Regions from separate parts of the Homo sapiens genome. Here region 1 is linked to region 2. Evidence: read pairs that join two places in POLR2A ChIA-PET (ENCODE). Cell type or tissue: OCI-LY7. All regions are shown on one strand. Links, peaks and the distances in the headings refer to the core of each region. The heading gives the core; the rest is flanking DNA.

Region 1 (6,938 bases), core at 1,990-5,989, 340 kb before region 2:
GCCATGTGGAAGTGTTACATCACCTTTTGCTTGGAAAGATTTACTAAGAAGTCAAATAGTGGGTTCCTTAGAGGGAAGGTGAGGTTGTTACATGGTTACAGTGGTTGACTAGATAGTGACTGCCTTCTGAAAGAACAGAAGCACAGATCTTTTGGTGTCTGGCACAGTTTCTGAGAACTTTTATGTTTAGCCACTCTCTCTCTCCTTGTGGGTGACGTGACATTCTAAAGGTCTGAGTCTGGTTTGCCGCCAGGTTAGGAGGGGCTCTCGTGTAACTGGGCTCTGTTCGGTGCAGCTGCCCATTGCATCTATTCATAAGTGAAACCACCATGCAGGAGCAAGTCAGCTTCTTTGAATTTTAAGAAATGCGCAAAACTGCTTTTGTTCATGTCAGAGGCCAGAGGCCCCTGCTGGGATCTTTGTAATGAACTGAGGGATTTTTCTGTTTTCAGAGGTTGGAAAGAACCATGACTGTATTCAGGAAGGCACATGAACTGAAGCTTCTGTCAGAATGCCAATACAAGCAGTTGGTAAGAACATAGAGAAAATATTCTGTGCCAGTTACAAATACCTTATTCCAGTTGTTTTGTGCCAGAGTCATGTTTTAAATATATATAGTCTTAAGATGAAGGCCACTTGGGAGTTCGGTATGTGAAGTGTGTTTATATGTGTTTCCCAGTATTTGGCCTATGCAAAAAATGAAATCTGTACTAGCAAAGGGAGGAGTATTATACAGTGAAAAGCACTTAGAACAAGAGTCATGATTTGGGTTTATTTTGTTTGTCCACCCATTCCTTTTTTTTTTTTTTTTTTGAGACGGAGTTTCACTCTGTTGCCCAGGCTGGAGCACAGTGGCGCGATCTCAGCTCACTGCATCCTCTGCCTCTTGGGTTCAAGTGATTCTTGTGCCTTAGCCTCCCAAGTAGCTGGGATCACAGGTGCATGCCACCACGCCCAGCTAATTTTTGTATTTTTGGTAGAGACGGGATTTCACCATCTTGGCTGGGCTGGTCTCTAACTTCTGACCTCAAGTGATCCCCCTGCCTCGGCCTCCCAAAGTGCTGGGACTAAGGCATGAGCCATCATGCCTGGCCAAATTTTTGTATTTTTAGTAGGGACAGAGTTTCACTATGTTGGCCAGGCTGGTCTTGAGCTCCTGACCTCAAGCGATCTGACTGCCTCAGCCTCCCAAAGTGCTGAGATTACAGGCATGATCCACTGCTCCTGGCCGTGCCTGGCTTTCTAACTTGGTCTTTCAGGCGTGAGCCACTGTGCCCAGCCTAGATGATTCATCTTCTGTCGGAAGAAACATATCAAACCGTTTTGTCTCTTAGACTGGAGGCTCTATGGGTGGTAGGGAATGCATCTGATTTGTTCACTATTGAATCTAGCACATATAGTGTGCAATAAAAATGCTTGCTGAATGTACTGATTATATACTGTCATTTAATTTTTCACAAATTTGTACAATTGGATTGTTTTTAGGTTTTTTCTCTTTTTCAAATAATGTAGGTATAAGCATTTTGAACAGGTAAAATTTCCTTTCATTCATGTATTTTTTGGACCATATTTGTTAATGTAGAAGTCCCAAATTGAAGCGTTGAGCACTTTCATGACTCTTGCTACAAACTGTCAAATTGAATTTCAGAAAAATTTGCTTTAGTTTATGTTATGTCCAACTCTGTTTGAATATACCTGTTTCCTTGACACTCCACAAATACTGATTTTGTGGATTGATTTTTGTTTATTGATTTTTAAAATTTTTTTGGAGACAGAGTCTTGCTCTGTCACCCAGCCTGGAGTGTAGTGGCATGATCTTGGCCCACTGCAACTTCCTCCTCCCAGGTTTAAGTGATTCTCCCAACTCATCCTCCCGAGTAGCTGGGATTACAGGCGTGCACCAACACACCTAGCTAATTTTTGTATTTTTAGTAGAAACAAGGTTTCACCATGTTGGCTAAGCTGGTCTTGAGCTCTTGACCTCAGGTGATCTGCCTGCCTTGGCCTCCCAAAGTGCTGGGATTACAGGCGTGAGCCACTGAGCGCAGCCTATTTGTTAATTTTCATCCTCTGTTTGGTGAGCATGTGTTCTGGCATAGTGAACTGTTTTGTTTTTATTTATTTATTATTTTTTTGAGACGGAGTTTCGCTCTTGTTGCCCAGGCTGGAGTGCAATGGCATGATCTTGGCTCACCTCAACCTCCGCCTCCTGGGTTCAAGCAATTCTCCTGACTCAGCCTCCCGAGTAGCCGGAATTACAAGCATGCACCACCACGCCTGGCTAATTTTGTATTTTTAGTAGTGACAGGGTTTCTCCATGTTGGTCAGGCTGGTCTTGAACTCCCGACCTTAGGTGATCTGCCTGCCTCAGCCTCCCAAAGTGCTGGGATTACAGGCGTGAGCCACCATGCCTGGCTGTGAACTGTTTTATTAAAAACTTATATGCTGGGCATGGTGGCTCACGCCTGTAATCCCAGCACTTTGGGAGGCCGAGGTGGGTGGATCATCTGAGGTCAGGAGTTTAAGACCAGCCTGGCCAACATGGTGAAACCCCATTTCTACTAAAATACAAAAAATTAACCAGGCGTGGCGATGGGCGCCTGTCGTCCCAGCTACTCGGGAGGCTGAGGGAGGAGAATTGCTTGAACCCAGGAGTTGGAGGTTGCAGTGAGCCGAGATCATTGCGCCACTGTACTCCAGGCTGGGTTACAGAGCAAAACTCTGTCTCCAAAAAAAAGAAAAAGAAAAACAAAAAAACCTAACTTACAGTCTAAATTCTTTAGGTTCTCTGGTTTTTACGTCTTCCCTGTTTTTGGATAACCCTCATGGGTAGGAGCAGTGAAAATAGGAGAAATTCTAAATTGTTCACTTCGTGCCTGTTTAACAGCCATGGAAAATTTGTTTTGATACCTATAAGTTATCACATAGCTCATTTCTTTTCTTTTTTTTTTTTTTTTTTGAGATAGAGTTGCTCTGTCGCCGAGGTTGGAGTGCAGTGGTGTGATCTCAGCTCACTGCAATCTCCACCTCCTGGATTCAAGCGATTCTTCTGCCTCAGCCTTCCGAGTAGCTGGGATTACAGATGCATACCACCACACCCAGCTAATTTTTGTGTTTTTAGTAGAGACGGGGTTTCACCATGTTGGCCGGGATGGTCTTGATCTCCTGAGCTCGTGATGTGCCCGCCTGGGCCTCCCAAAGTGCTGGGGTTACAGGTGTGAGCCACCACACCTGGCCTCTTTTTTATTTTAAATTGTAGTGGAAAGGTTGGTGAAATTCTTGCCTCAAATGAGGCATAGGTTTACATTTACATAGATTGTTTGGGTTTCAGTAATTAATTTTCCAGTCATCCTTCATCTTGTCTAGAGTGTTTCGTTGCTGTGTTATAACTTCCTGAGGGAAGCTCTGGAAGTGGCAGTAGCTGGAACTGAATTGTTTAGAGACTCTGGGACAATGTGGCAGCTGAAGCTGCAGGTGCTGATCGAGTCAAAGAGCCCTGACATAGCCATGCTTTTTGAAGAAGCCTTTGTGCACCTGAAACCCCAGGTCAGTGAGCTGGATCTTTTGTATTCATTATATTTGGGAAACCTTTTAAGACTAGCCAAGGCTCATTTGGAATGTACTTGTCTATTGAGAGCCAACTCTAGAGTGGCATTTGCTATTCAGTGGTGATGGTTCATAGGTTAAGAGTAGAAGAATTTGCTTCTATTTAATATCCTTTATTTGAAAGTTAACCAAATTAAATAAAACTTCCTATTCTATTTAGATATCTTATAAAGTTAGAAATACCAGTAGAATATTAATGTCACTTGCTGAATATAAGCCCAACCTTTTTTTTTTTTTTTTTTAAGATGGAGTCTCGCTCTGTTGTCCAGGCTGGAGTGCAGTGGCGTGATCTCAGCTCACTGCAATCTCTGCCTCCCGGGTTCAGGCAATTCTCCTGCCTCAGCCTCCCGAGTAGCTGGGACTACAGGCGCATGCCATCACACCTGACTAATATTTTCTATTTTAGTAGAGACAGGATATCTCCATGTTGGCCAGGCTGGTCTGGAACTCCTAGCCTCAAGTGATCTGCCCGCCTTGGCCTCCCAAAGTGCTGAGATTACAGGCGTGAGCCACGGTGTATGGCCAGATTCACTTTGCAGTGAATTTTTTATATTAGTAGGTAAAACGTATTCCAGAAGATAAAGTAGGAAAAAAACTACTGCTCATTTGGTGGTTTTTCCTTTTTTTTGAGATGAAGTCTTGTTCTGTTGCCCAGGCTGGAGTGCAGTGGTGCAAACTTGGCTCACTGCAACCTCCACCTCCCAGGTTCAAGCGATTCTCCTGTCTCAGCCTCCCAAGTAGCTGGGATAAGAAGTGCCCACCACCATGCCCAGCTAATTTTTGTATTTTTAGTAGAGACAGGGTTTTGCCATGTTGGCCAGGCTGGTCTTGAACTCCTGGCCTCAAGTGATCCGCCTGCCTCCGTCTTTAAAGTGCTGGGATTGCAAATGTGCGCCACCATGCCTCGCTTTTGCTGCTCATTTGTACGTACCTCTGGGACATGAATGAAGATCAGATAGTTCAGCCTAGATTAATTAGTTCTTGTGTTGTGGGTCTTAGACAGCAGAGACATGACCTGGGTAGCTGTGGGTCTAACTGTGTGGGCTGTTAATTACTTACTTAACTAAAAGATGATTGATGATAACTACATGAAATATTTCCCAATAGAAAGGAACTAAAATTCACAGAAGAGTGTTGCTCTGAGTGACTTGGTCAGAAGGCTGGCTGTGTTCTGGAGTGCCATTCCTGCTGGGCAATGAGAATTCTGTCACAATGAGGACTGTTTGGGAATGAATCCCTATTTTACATGTTGATTATCTTAGGAGGAACCTGCCTTTTTAACTAGTTTTCAGAGCATAGGACTAAACTGTCATTTTATAGCATAAAAAAATTGATACATAATATTTTACATATTTATAGGGTACATGCGATGTTTTGTTATATGCTGTTCTCTAACTAACATTTTTTAAACTGGGAGTAGGTTTGTCTGCCATTGTGGATTTCCTGGGCAGAGTGGAGTGAAGGTGCCAAAAGCCAAGAAGACACTGAGGCAGTCTTTAAGGTATAGGCTCCGTGTTCCAAGTCTTGTGGTGTGGGGAATGGCAGAAGGTTCCCTGGTTGGTCAGCTCTAGTGTTGCAGGTGCGCCTAAAGCACTATGGAGTGGCCTCAGGTGGTTCTGGGAAAATCTGTTTTGGTATCTATAAGTTTTCTCACATAGCTTCTTTCTTTTTTCTTTTAAATTGTAGAAAGCTCTCTTAGCTGTCATAGGTGCCGACTCAGTAACCCTGAAGAATAAGTACCTGGATTGGGCTTATCGAAGTGGTGGCTACAAAAAGGCCAGAGCTGTGTTTAAAAGGTACTCACAGACGTTCATAGTTGTTACTAGTCCCTCTACCCCATGCTCAGCCGCTCATACCCAGATTATTTGAATCACAGATAGCATCTGAGGGAGTAATCTGATACACTTTTTCTTTTTTTTTAAGATGGAGTCTTGCTCTGTTGCCCAGGCTGGAGTGCAGTGGCACAATCTCTGCTCACTGCAATCTCCGCCTCCTGCGTTCAAGTGATTCTCCTGCCTCGGCTTCCCGAGTAGCTAGGATTACAGGCACCTGCCACCACGCCTGGCTAATTTTTAAATTTTAGATTTTAAAGACAAGGTTTCACCATGTTGGCCAGGCTGGTCTCAAACTCCTAACCTCAGGTGATCTGCCCACCTCAGCCTCCCAAAGTGCAGGGATTACAGGCATGAGGCACCACACCTGACCCAATACACTGTTTCATTTTCCTTTTTTTTTGTTTTTTTTTTGTTTTTTTGAGACAGTGATTCTCCCGCCTTAGCCTCCTGAATAGCTGGGATTACAGATGTGTGACACCACGCCCGGCTAATTTTGTAATTTAGTAGAGACGGTTTCATCATGTTGGCCAGGCTGGTCTCGAACTGCTGATCTCAAGTGATTTGCTTGTCTTGGCCTCTCAAAGTGCTGGGATTACAGGCATGAGCCAGTGCATTTGGCCTCCAGTGAACTTTTTCAAAAAGTAATGTTTCCTTTTCTTTTTTGAGACAGGTTCTCGCTCTGTCACCTAGGTTAGAGTGTAGTGGCACAATCATGGTTCACCGAAGCCTTGACCTTCTGGGCTCAAGCAGTCCGCCCACCTCAGCCTCCCAAATGTCTGGGTCTACAGGCATGTACCACCATGTCCAGCTAACTTAAAACATTTTTTTTTTTTGGTAGAGACTGAGTCTCACAACATTGTTCAGCCTGGTCTCAAACTCCTGGGCTCAAGCAGTCCTCCTGCCTCAGCCTCCCAAAGTGCTAGGATTATAAGTGTAAGCCACCATGCCTGGCCTTCTTTTTCTTTTTTTTGAACAATAAAAGCAGTTCATTGTGGTGGGGGAAAACATAACCATGATAATTTATTACATCATCGAAGGAAAAATTACTGTTAACACATAATTTTAAAATTTGTTTTTATGTAGTTGAGATTATAGTATAACTGTAATTTTATTTATGATTTAAAAAAAATTTCTTTTTTTTTTTGAGATGGAGTCTCACTGTGTTGCCCAGGCTGGAGTGCAGTGGTACAGTCTCGGCTCACTGCAACTTCTGCCTCCCGGGTTCAAGCGATTCTCCTGCCTCAGCCTCCTGAGTAGCTGGGATTACAGGCATGTGCCACGACGCCCGGCTAATTTTTTATATTTTTAGTAGATAAGGGTTTTTGCCATGTTGGCTAGGCTGGTCTCGAACTCCTGACCTCTGGTGACCTGCCCGCCTCGGCCTCCCTAAGTGTTGGGATTACAGGTGTGAGCCACTGTGCCCGGCCTAAATATTTTTTTTTTCTTTGAGACAGAGTCTTGCTCTGTTGCCCAGGCTGAGTGTAATGGCGCCATCTT
Region 2 (6,938 bases), core at 1,745-5,744:
CAAATCTGGCAGCCTAAGTTGGGAAGGAAAGAAGGAATATTAGGAGGAAGGAGGGAACTGGCCAGGTGCGGTGGCTCACGCCTATAATCCCAGCACTTTGGGAGTCCAAGGTGGGTGGATCACTTGAGCTCAAGAGTTCAAGACCAGCCTGGCCAACATGGTGAAACCCCGTCTCTACTAAAAATACAAAAAATAGCCAGGTGTGGTGTTGGGTGCCTGTAATCCCAGCTACTTGGGAGGCTGAGACAGGAGAATTGCTTGAACCCAGGAGGGGGAGGTTGCAGTGAACCGAGATTGTGCGACTGCACTCCAGCCTGGGCAGTAGAGCAAGACTCCATCTTTAAAAAAAAAAAAAAAAAAGAGGAAAGAGGCAATAAAGATCCAAGAGGACACAGCACTCCCAGGATTTGGAGGTGACGTCTCCTGAGCCAGGAGGCTAAGTCCAGTGAGTGAGGAACTGTCTGCCCTCCCTGGAGGACTCATGGCACCAGGGCCTGCACTGGGAGGTGGAGGGCCGGGGCCACCTGTGAAGCCACTTCCATGCCTGGAATCCTGTAATAGAGGAAGGAGCAGACAGAAGGCAGAAATCCAGGGGTCTGGTTGACTCAACTGGGGACCACCTTGGTACTTGATGGTGTGGCAGAGACAAGCACTGGCAGGTCTGAAGCCAGTCCTGAATGGAGGCATTGGGCCGTCACCCTGGGGAGCCACAGCGGCGGACATGGAGGGAGCATGGCACTGGGACCCCACTGGACCCCTAGGAAGACCTCAGTGGGAAAGAACATAGCCACACAAAGGACAAAGTTTCCAAACATCATAGCCCTGTGGCTGGAATGGTGGCATTAAAGAGGCTTCTGGGATCCACGTCTTCTCCCCTAGGGACTGAAGAGTGACACCGCCCCACTCCACCCTGCCCCTGGGGGACAGCACCAGCCACCCTGGGAACCACAAACTTGGTGGGGGGCAGGGGGGTTGCTCTTTTTAAGGGAGACCATCTGTCCCTGTGAGCCCTGGAACCAGGCCTCTTCTGCCCACCCTCCCCCAACCACAGAAACTCATGGTTCAGTCAGGCGAGAAGAGCAAACTGTTTATTTACACCTTGGTCTGTACAGTACAGCTCCCCGGGAGGAGCCTGCCACCAACAGCCTGTTCCTTTTGGGGCAGAAGCAGGTTGGAGGCAAAGAGCTCAGACCCTGGACAGCCTCAGGGCCTCACCCCCACTGTCCCCTCCCTGGGGCCCACAGGGCAGGTCCCACCCCAGCACTAAAGCTAAGCCTGTTTCCAGACAGAGCCTCCTGGGGCAAAAAAGTCAAGTTGAATCCCACAGAGTCAGAGGCCATCTAACAAACCCTTGGGCATGAGGCCACATGTGTAGTTCATTCCACGTAGGCCTCAGAAGACCCAGCCAAGAAAGTGGGAGGAGCTGGAAGGGAGCCCACAGCTGTGAGTCCTTGGCAATGCACCGTCCGCTCCGTGACATCAGTTGGTATTTAATGGCACTCTGGTCTGAGCACCTCAGCAGACAAGGAAGGGCTGGGCAGGTGTTCACAGCAGGCAGGGGCAGCAGCTAGCACCTCTTCCTTCTGCCCAAGTGGGGCCCGCAGCTGTTCTAGACACCAGATGTGGTGGCCTCAAGGCAGGCCTGTGGCCGTGCACCAGGAACCATGGACAGGGCTTCCTCTGGGGGCAGAGACAGTGCACGGAGCGGCTGCGGTCCCATGATATCCCTGCTGGGGCCAATGCCCCAGGTTAAAGAGTGATGCTTTGCCCGACATCACTAACAATGCAGGGAAAGCTCTGTGGGAGAAGCTGCTTTACACAAAGTTGCCCTTTTCTGGAATGCAAGGCTCCTAAATTAGCTGCAGGCTGGAGGAGGGACTAAGTGGGTCCTAGCCCCCCATGCTTAAGACAATAATGAAAGATTCTGTACAAAGTTACCAAGTCTACAGGCTGAGCGAGCCAAGGGTAAGTGGGGCCTGATCCTTGTGGACGAATGTGCCCGGGAGAGCTGGCCTCACCTGGGGGAGGCACGTTGAAAAAGTACACATTTACAGGGCTCGGGAAAGGCCAGGGAGATGAGACGATGTAGAAAAGGAGGCAGTGGGCAATGTGGAAAATCCTGTACAGTGGCGATGGGGAAGAAAAGGCACAAGGACAAAGACCCCAAACCATGCAGATGAAAACAGCCTGTGCAGCACAGCAAAGCGGATGGGCCCCAGCAGGAGGCAGGGTCACCCTGGGGACAACAGCACTTGGATCCTGCAGGAGACATGGCCTGGATGCCATCCCCAGCTGGTAGCTCCGGGGCAGACATCTCTACCTTACAGATGGGGAAAGGAGCAACCTACGAGGTCGGGGCAGGGAGGTCATATGGGAAACCTCGCCTGGTGAGCATGGTGACATTATACTTCCCCAGGGTCTACGCTTTTAGAAACAAATCTTTCTAGAAGGCAGCCTATTTTCTCTGGTGGGTAGCAGAGAATATGGCAGAAGGGCCTCAGAGTTGTCCTGCCATGCAGGTAGGGCAGGCTCCTGGTTCCAGCCTCTCCCGCTTCCTGCTGGCTGCCCCATTCATGTGTGCACCCAGGGCAGGAAGTGAGGACCTGGCAGGTCCCTAGGATCAGCGCTCAAAGTCATCCACTGACGGCATGGCCCTTCTAACTTGAGGCCCCTTGGCGCAGCAGACCTCAGTCTTCCTAGCCAGCAGCGTCACCCTAGAGGGGATTTCCTGGGTCCCAAAGGGAGGGCCAGAGTCTGGGAGAAAGGACTGTGGAGGATACCAGCACTGAGTCCTAAGTGGCCCCTTTCCTCAATCTAGAATCCACAGTAGCCCTTGAGAAAGAGTCGCTGTGGATCTGCTGGGCAACCAAAGTCATTTTCTTGGCATGGTGACCACGCAAAACTTTCCTGGTATGATCACATCGAAAGTTACTTTTTGTTTTTTTAAAAAAATAAAGACAAGAGTTTCACCATGTTGTCCAGGCTGGTCTCGAACTCCTGAGCTCAGGCAATCCACCTGCCTTGGCCTCCCAAAGTGCTGGGATTACAGGTGTGAGCCACCGTGCCCGGCCTAGAGTTAGTTTTTAAGTTTAAATTTGCTAATGCATTAAACCCCACCACACACACAGGACACAGAGGGCTTCATTTCTCCCAGTTTCACCTGGCCCTGCTGGCCCCTGGAGGCTTCTGCTAAGTCCCTCATTGGAACCAAGAACCCGCGCTTCTGTCCCCGCGCCCCCCCCCCCCAACTCCCCTGAACACCAGCACCAGTGGACTAGCACCTGGAGTGTCCGGTGTGTGAGTAGGATGCTGGTTTGGCTAACAGGGAACGAGCTGGGACTCCCTTTATCAACCCAGTCAGGAAACAGACCAGAAGCAAAACCCACAAAGACAGTATGTCCTCCTGCTCAGCTATGCAAATAGGTGGCAGCTGTTTCTGCGGCTGCTTTCAGGGGGACAGCCCCACCTGTCAGTTCCCTGCTGACTCTGTTCTACCTGCTCTTTGAGATGAGCCTGTAGCCAGTATATCCCAACACATGCCACCCACTGATTCCAGGGGCACCAGGCCAAGGTCCTGCCCACCCACTCTGGTCTGCTAACCTCCAGGCTGGTGAGAACAGCTGGATCCACCAGCTCCTGAAGGCATCTGGCCTCCCATCCTGCAGGCCAGGACCATTCAACAACAGGAAAAGGAACCCTCCCAGCAAGAGAGCTCACTGTCATTCAGCCACGGGCTTGACAAGCCCAACAGCCACTTTGACCAGTTTCCTCTACCTCTGGCCAACGACCTTGCAGGACAGGGCAGTCTCAACCTCGGACTGCATATCATCACCTGGGGAGGTCTTTACACATCTCGATGCCTGGACCACACCCCACACCAATTCAATCCGAACCTCTGGGGGTTCAGCCCAGACAGCAGAAGCTTACAAATCTCCCCAGGTGATTCCAATGCACAGCCAAAGCTGAGCCCACTGTTTTAGGCCCTCGTGCAGGTTCTTGAGCTTTTTTTTTTTTTTTTTTAACTTTTGGTAGAGACAAGGTATCACTATGTTGCCCAGGCTGGTTTAGGACTCCTGAGCTCAAGTGATCCGCCTGCCACTGCCTCCCAAGTGCTAGGATTACAGGCGTGAGCCACCATGCCTGGCCTGTTCATGTTTTAATAGGTCAGAAATAAAGTCATGAAAAGGAATTTCTCTGTGACAGTTCGCAAAGAATTCTACCAATTTAAAATAAAATAATCTAGGATAAACTCTGGCCAATTCAAAGCTAAAAGAAAAAAACATTTTTACTAGAAGTTTCTTAAAGCCTCTCAACGCACAGGGACTAGCTGAACCAGAAGGTACTTCATTTTCTAATAGATAATGTACACGAAGCTCACTCCTGGTTCAGTTCATTTTGCGTGGCTTCCAACTGAACGCAAGGGCAGCTCAGGGCCATGTAAAATCTGAGTCTACTACAGAAACCCTCGCCCCACCCCCAAAACACCTCTAAATTTCAGATAAGTTACTGCTAATCCCTACTCGGTAGGGTTGCCAGGTTTAGCAAAAACAATAAAAACAAACAAAAAACCCAAGTAGGACACGCAATTAAATTGGAATTACCTGAGCAGCTCTTTAAAAAATCCCATGCCTGGGCTACACCCACAACAATCAAACCAGAACGTCTGAGGATTCAGTCTAATCATCAGAATTTTTAAAATCTCCCCATTTCAAATATGTCCTGGCCAGGCATGGTGGCTCATGCCTGTAATCCCAGTGCTTTGGCAGGCTGAGGTGGGAGGATCACTTGAGGTCAGCAGCTCGAGTGAGGCAACACAGTGAGACCCTGTCTCTACAAAAAATAAGAAAAATTAGCTGGGCGTGGTGGTGCATGCCTGTAGTCCCAGCTACTCAGGCAGTTAAGGCGGGAGGATCGCTTGAGCCTGGGAGTTCAAGGTTGTGGTGAGCTATGATCATACCACTACACTCCAGCCTGGGCAACAGAGCAAGATCCTATCTCTAAAAATAACATCTGTCCCATGTATTAGATAGAACATATTTATTCTAAAATTATTTTCTATCTGAAATTCAAACTTAACTGGGCATCCTGTCTACTACCTCGCAGCCCCACTACTGAGGGGTAAGGGCAGAAACAAAGATCAAGCTCCTACCACCTAGGCTCTGGGACCTGCCACCAAGGGGTCTGGGATCTGCCAGGGGCTGTGGAGCTGGGACACCTGGGGCATCTGCCCCCTCAAGCTAGCTTTTGAGCCCAGAAGAATATTTTTACAAACATACACCATCTTTAAAAGCCAAGCAACAAGCCAGGTTTTACAAGAAATGTATTCTGGCTGAAGAAAGTAAGGTTGGACTTGAGGTGTGTGTGAGCTGGAATTCAGCCCCCCATTTAAAAGCCAGGCCTGCTCCAGAGGCCCCTCTGGCACTGCAGCAGGTCCCGGGGGCCTTTCAGACGCCGGCTCCCTCCGGAGCCTGTTCCCATGGCGCCCCTTAGAGGGAGGAGCCTGAAGCACGCCCCAGGCTGCCAGCTGCTTCCGCCCACCTTTCCCGTGGCAGAGATTCCTTCCCACGTTGTGACTCAGGCTGTGTAACCCAGGCCTCTGCAGCCTTCTCTGAAATTCCAATGCAGCCAAAGGGCAGATAACATTTTACAGATAAAATACTCAACCCTGGGGTAAGGCCCCCACGCACCAGTACTCCTTCTGACCTAACACCCAGGCCAAAGCTATGTCAGGATCTGTCTTGTTCCTTTCAGCCGTGGCCACTCCTTCCTATTGGCAAATTCTCAAGAGACCCTCTCCTCATGCCTTCTTCCACTGCCTCTTCGCAGAACCCTTGGGGGAGCCCAAGGAGACCCGCGTCCTAAGGGGCTGAGAAACTCCTAGAAGACCGACTGCCTAGCCTAGTCTTCCCAGTGTGGGTGGCTCCAAAGTCCTGGGTCAGACCAGTGCAACCCCATTATGTGCAGCATGAAACTAATCCCCAACAAAAGATTAAAAAGAAGCCACGAGATCCAACAAATGCAAAGGCTGATTGGAATGGAATTGAAGGTTGGTCCTGGCCACAGCCCTGCCTCTGTCAAGCAGGTGTCACACCCAAGTCCCCAGATCCCCTCTCCTCACCCTCACTGCCCTCTCTTTCTGCAACTCCCCCTCCACCGCCCTTCCCAACATGCCCAAACCTTCCTTCTCATACTATAAGATGTGCTGAAGAAAGCAAGAAACTGCAGGGGGAAGAATAAGACCACACACGTTTATATATATTTGGATTAAGAAAATGAATCACAAGCCATATAAAATTGAGATAAATTGGAAAACTCTAAGGTAAGTACCATGTCTATTCCCAGCTGCCTAGAACAAAGATCCATTAAAAATCCATGGTGTGAATTTCCACCATGGGTCAGAAGGATGGAAGACTAAGGTTTTCCTGCAACTTTCCCAACCGCCTCCCACCAGTGCAGCGAGTGCTCCCCTGGCTGAGAATCAAATACAGGTGTGTTTCTAAACGCTGGAACGAAGCAGTCTTGCTGCCACACGAGTGGAGCCCGGAGCTAGGATTCTGAAATCCAAACCCAGGCCTGCCATCACCAGGCTGCGTGGAGAATGAAGACAGGGAGCCAGGCAGACGGTTTCTCCGTGCATCCATCTTAAGATGCAGCCATGGGAAGGAAACTGACTGGGATGGGAGTTGTGTTCCTCCCCAAAACTCATTTCTTTGGTTGCCCGATGTCAACTCCTGCCTTAGACACCCATCCCAAACCCTCCTTCTCCTTCATTTTTATCCCTTCATGTTACAATGACGCAGTGAATGCTGCTTCATTGTCTTAAAACTGAAACAGAAACGGGGAGGTAGGTAGCATGGATGGGGGAGTGCACGAACTCTATAGGTACAGGATGAGGATGCCCCGCACTAGCTGCTATGAAACCTGAGTCCTCTGTTCAC

What was found. ChIA-PET counts read pairs that join two places held together with the same protein. Peaks named below come from ENCODE experiments on the same cell type or tissue, not always from the same donor. Only the 100,000 strongest peaks of a DNase experiment are listed, where the experiment ranks them.
Region 1: POLR2A ChIA-PET joins it to region 2 with 5 read pairs; 7 of 35 experiments call an interaction of 5 or more read pairs at or near these places.

Annotation. Positions count from the first base shown.
Region 1 is chr17:31,871,842-31,878,779 of GRCh38, reverse strand. It overlaps UTP6 (UTP6 small subunit processome component), which reads left to right. Exons shown (of 19, transcript NM_018428.3): 12 at 1-78; 13 at 453-530; 14 at 3,367-3,546; 15 at 5,027-5,107; 16 at 5,293-5,402. Among named protein-coding and RNA genes, the nearest start is that of COPRS, 16 kb to the right of the region's middle. In OCI-LY7, for the core only: no CTCF peak of the experiment used is centred there; no DNase peak of the experiment used is centred there.
Region 2 is chr17:31,532,346-31,539,283 of GRCh38, reverse strand. RAB11FIP4 (RAB11 family interacting protein 4) reads right to left here. Exons shown (of 15, transcript NM_032932.6): 15 at 1,073-6,938. It overlaps MIR4724 (microRNA 4724), which reads right to left and starts at 4,401; the gene lies at 4,313-4,401. RefSeq lists enhancers at 825-894, 3,474-3,773. In OCI-LY7, for the core only: CTCF peaks have their summits at 3,501, 5,289 and 5,489; DNase peaks (open chromatin) are centred at 3,403 and 5,473; H3K4me3 peaks cover 1,514 bases; H3K27ac peaks cover 3,220 bases.